Linked DNA regions of Homo sapiens: region 1 is linked to region 2. A link is a loop called in an ENCODE intact Hi-C map of the cell type or tissue named here. Cell type or tissue: tibial artery. All regions are shown on one strand.

Region 1 (2,500 bases), 140 kb before region 2:
ACCTTTGCCATTCACTCCACACCCTCAATGCTCCTCCCACAAATACAGCCTGTATGGCCTCCCCAACTCTCAGAGGAGACCTCACAGTGCCAACAAAGTATGCAAAACTCTTACGCATATTTCTTTTTTACTTTGTGTTTTTTTGGAGATGGAGTCTTGTTCTATCGCCCAGGCTGGAGTGCAGTGGCGTGATCTCTGCTCACTGCAACCTCTGCCTCCCGGGTTCAAGTGATTCTCCTGCCTCAGGCTCCCAAATAGCTGGGACTACAGGTACGTGCCACCACACCCGGCTAATTTTTGTATTTTTAGTAGAGACAGAGTTTCACCATGTTGGCCAGGCTGGATTCGAACTCCTGACCTCAAGTGATCTGCCTGCCTTGGCCTCCCAAAGTGCTGGGATTACAGGCATGAGCCACCATGCCTGGCCTTATTCTCCTTATTTTAAAAGGGAGCTAACAGAGTCCTAGAATGTAAAGGGACTTGGCTGACATCCCCCAGCAAGTCAGTGAAGTTGCTGGGTCCCCTCTATGGGCCTGCAGACCCAGGTGTAGGATGTGGTGCCTCTTTACCATTCCTGGCTGCCAGGAGCTCCTAGGATGAGCCTGAAGCTATATGCAAATGTGATCATTTAAATTCACTATGACTCTGAGAGAGAAGGGTTATTCTCCCCACAACACAGGTAAGTGAGCCAATTCAGGCTCACCAGGGTCACAGGACTTATCCAAGTCACTGGATTGACAGGATGAACACTGGCTTCAAGCCCAGGCTTCTCTCTCTGTTCCTCCTACTATAACCAACTGCAGTCCACATATTTTTAGTGAGCACCTACTCAGTGCCAAGCACTGTGCTAGGTGCTGGGGAGGCAGCATGCATCAGCAGACACACCCCTTCCCTCCTGGTGCCCACATCACTGCCGGAGGAGACAGGAAACAGACGTGGAGACCGGCACAGTAATAATCAGAATCCCAGTATCAACCTCAGAAGCTTAGCAAAGTGTCACAGGGCTCCATCCCTGGCGTTCCCCTGTCTCCAGGCTTCTGGAAGTTTCTTCTGCTCCTTCACCCTTCATTCACCAGGGTTTCCCTAGCTCTCTAATAATCCCCATTCCCAGGCCTCCCACCTTGACCACATTCCCAAGTCTTCACTTTAGATCGCCACCAGGGGACAGCCGTGCACCGTGGCAGGTGGCTCCTCCTGCCAGCCCAGCTTGGGCCAGAGTTTCCACCAGAATCACAGACCGTGGGAAAGGAGAGGGGAGGAGAAAGGAAGAAAGGAAGGAAGGGAGGGGACTAAAGGGTGAACCAGGCTTCCCAGCGGGGGTGTCTTAGGGAATCAGCTCTGTCCAGACCTAGGGCAGTTTCTCAACTGTTTTCCCTCCTTATCTTCCTTCCACTTTATCTTCTCCTCGTTCATTCAATAAACTTTTTTTTTTTTTGAGATGGAGTCTTGCTCTGTTGCCCAGGCTGGAGTGCAGCAGCGCGACCTCAGCTCACTGCCACCTCCGTCTCCAGGGGTCACGCAATTCCCCTGCTTCAGATTCCCAAGTAGCTAGGATTACAGGCACGCACCACCACACCCGGCTAAGTTTTGTATTTTTAGTAGAGCTGGGGTTTCGCCATATTGGCCAGGCTGGTCTCGAATTCCCGACTTCAGGTGATCCGCCCAGCTCTCAGCTTCCCAAAGTGCTAGGATTACAGGTGTGAGCCACTGCGCCCAGCCCATTCAATAAACTTTTTAAAAGGCTTTGTTGAGATATAATGTATATGTCATAAAAGTTCACTCATTTAGAATGTACAATACAATGATTTCTTTTTTTTTTTTTTTTCTTTTTTGAGACAGAGTCTCGCTCTGTCGCCCAGGCTGGAGTGCAGTGGCACGATCTCGGTTCACTGCAAGCTCCGCCTCCCGGGTACACGCCATTCTCCTGCCTCAGCCTCCCGAGTAGCTGGGACTACAGGCGCCCGCTACCGCGCCCGGCAAATTTTTTTTTGTATTTTCAGTAGAGACGGGGTTTCGCCGTGTTAGCCAGGATGGTGTCGATCTCCTGACCTTGTGATCCACCCAGCTCAGCCTCCCAAAGTGCTGGGATTACAGGCGTGAGCCACTGCGCCCGGCCTAATACAATGATTTCTAGTATGTAGAGAGATTTATACAACCATTACTGTAACCCAATTTCAGGACATTTTTACCCCAAAAGAAACCTCGTACCCATTGGCAGTCACTCCCAGGCCTAGGCAGGTACTCCTCTCCTTTCTGTCTGTATAGATTTGCCTATTCTTGACATTTCGTATAAATAGGATAATGCAAAATGTAAACTTTTGTGACTGGTTTCTTTCACTTAGTATGTTTTCCAGGTTCATCCATGTTGTAGCATGTATATGTATTTCACTCCTTTTTATGGTTGAATAATATTCTAATGTGTGGATAGACCACATCTTGTTTCTCCATTAATCAGCGGATGGACATTTGGGTTGTTTCCACGTTAGGCTATTATGAATAA
Region 2 (2,500 bases):
TTCTGGGGTCCTCATGGCAGTCAAATGTGAGGACCTCTGGGGAGCGCCAGACCCCAAGGAGGCCCCAGCAAGAGCAGCTTTCCCATTGTTCCTCACTACCACGAATGGTGGGATCTCAGGACAGGGAGCCCACAGAGGCCTGGGGAAGGTTCTGGATGGGCTTGACAGCTGTGCTTCCCAAAGCTCACTGCACATCAGAGTCCTCTGGGGAACTTTTTCAAAGATACAGCTTCCTGGCCGGGCGTGGTGGCTCACGCCTGTAATCCCAGCACTTTGGGAGGGCAAGACAGGTGGATCACCTGAACCCAGGAGTTTGAGACCAGCCATGGTCAACATGGCAAAACCCTGTCTCTACTAAAAATACAAAAATTAACCGGGTGTGGTGGCGCACACCTGTAGTCCCAGCTACTCAGGAGTGAGTAGCTGAGGCACGAGAATTGCTTGAACCCGGGAGGCGGAGGTTGCAGTGAGCCGAGATCGTGCCACTGCACTCCAGTCTGGGTGACAGAGCAAGACTCCATCTCAAAAAAAAAAAAAAAATACAGCTTCCTGACCTTAAATCAGGATAACCTAGAATGAGACCTGGTCTTTGTCCTTTTTATTACTGTCTCCTCAGGTCAATCACAGTAGCTCAGGCCTGCAATCCCAGCACTTTGCAGGCTGAGGTGGGCAGATCGCTTGAGCCTAAGACTTCAAGACCAGGTTGGGCGACATAGGGAGATGTGGTCTCTACAAAAAATTTTTAAAATTAGCTGGACGTGGTGGCACGAACCTGTAGTCCCAGCTACTGGGGAGGCAGAGGTGGGAGGATCACTAGAGCCCAGGAGGTCGAAGCTGCAGTGAGTCAAGATCATGCCACTGTACTCCAGCCTGGGCAACAGAGCGAGACCCTGCCTGAAAAAAAAGAAAGAAAGAAAAAAAAAAACTGTCTCCTCAAAAAAATTAGATGTAGTCAGCCCAGTTCCAGTCTTCAGTCCAAGGTCCTTCCATTCCTCAGTGCAAACATTTGGGATAAATCTTAGGGAAGGGTGCAATCAACTTCTCTTTGCCTCTGGTGCCCCCTGGTGGACTATAGGGGTTCAAACATCTCTATTTCCTTCATTTCCAGCCTCCAACCAGGACACCCCGCTATGTACAAGAAGGTGGGCTTTTACCTTCAGAACATGGCATAGGCTCTGTTGCCAGTTTATCTGAAGTATTTTAACTTAGCTTGAATGTTTTTATTTAAATTTCCTTGCCTACCCATTGAAGTATTTGTGATTATTTGAATATAAATATGATGTTTTAAATTCCTCCATATGGCCAGGTACAGCGGCCCACGCCTGTAATTCGAACGCTTTGAGAGGCCAAGGTGGGAGGATCTCTTGAGCTCAGAAGTTTGAGACCAGCCTGGGCAACATGGTGAAACCCCATCTCTACAAAAAATTTAAAAAATTAGCTGGACGTGGTAGCATGCGCTTGAGCCCAGGAGGTTGAGGTTGCGGTGAGCTACAGTTGTACCACTGCACTCCAGCCTGGGCTACAGAGCAAGACCCTGTCTCTAAAATAAATAAATACATAAATAGAGTTCTTGGCCAGGTACGGGGGCTCACACCGGTAATCCCAGTACTTTGGGAGGCCAAGGCGGGTAGATCACTTGAGGTCAGGAGTTCAAGACCAATCTGGCCAACATGGTGAAATCCCGTCTCTACTAAATATACAAAAATTAGCCACGCATGGTGGTAGACACCTGTAATCCCAGCTACTTGGGAGCCTGAGGCAGGAGAATCGCTTGAACCCGGGAGGCAGAGGTTGCAGTGAACAGAGATTGCACCACTGCACTCCAGCCTAGGCAACAGAGTGAGACTCCATCTCAAAATAAATAAAGTTCTCAGTATGTTCCCATGGCTGTGGGGCTCACCTGGAGGAGGCAGAGTGACTGTCTAGGCTCTTAGAGGAAATGTGGTACCCATCTCACTGCACTCCTCACTCACCCTTCCCCTCTGTACCAGAGAAGTCATTGAAATGCCAAATACCTCATGACTATATACCATTACTTTCAAAACCTTTTTTGGTCTTGGGATCCTTCTACACTCAAAAAAATTATTGCTGGGCGCGGTGGCTCACGTCTGTAATCCCAGCACTTTGGGAGGCCAAGGCGGGTGGATCACCTGAGGTCGGGAGTTCAAGACCAGCCTGACCAACATGGAGAAACCCCATCTCTACTAAACATACAAAATTAGCCAGGCATGGTGGCACATGCCTGTAATCCCAGTTACTCAGGAGGCTGAGGCAGGAGAATCGCTTGAACCCGGGAAGCAGACGTTGCGGGTGATCCAAGATGGTGCCATTGCCACTGCACTGGCCCTGATTTTTTTTAAATTTTATGGAAAATAACTATTTTCAAAAAATTAATGAGAAGAGAGGTATCGTTTTACTTTTTGCAAATTTCTTTATGTCTGGCTTAATCAAAGACAACTGGATTCTCATATCTGATTCTGCAGTCAATCTGTTACCATAT

Evidence for each region. Peaks named below come from ENCODE experiments on the same cell type or tissue, not always from the same donor. Only the 100,000 strongest peaks of a DNase experiment are listed, where the experiment ranks them.
Region 1: a loop joins it to region 2, with 8 times the contacts of the local background. A loop is called at or near these places in 104 of 110 quality-filtered maps.

Annotation. Positions count from the first base shown.
Region 1 is chr1:21,367,332-21,369,831 of GRCh38, reverse strand. No RefSeq gene overlaps it. Among named protein-coding and RNA genes, the nearest start is that of NBPF3, 72 kb to the left of the region's middle. In tibial artery, a CTCF peak has its summit at 1,156 (motif pointing right); a DNase peak (open chromatin) is centred at 1,173.
Region 2 is chr1:21,230,714-21,233,213 of GRCh38, reverse strand. All of the region lies in intron 14 of ECE1 (endothelin converting enzyme 1), which reads left to right. Among named protein-coding and RNA genes, the nearest start is that of EIF4G3, 55 kb to the right of the region's middle. In tibial artery, a CTCF peak has its summit at 1,057 (motif pointing left); no DNase peak of the experiment used is centred here.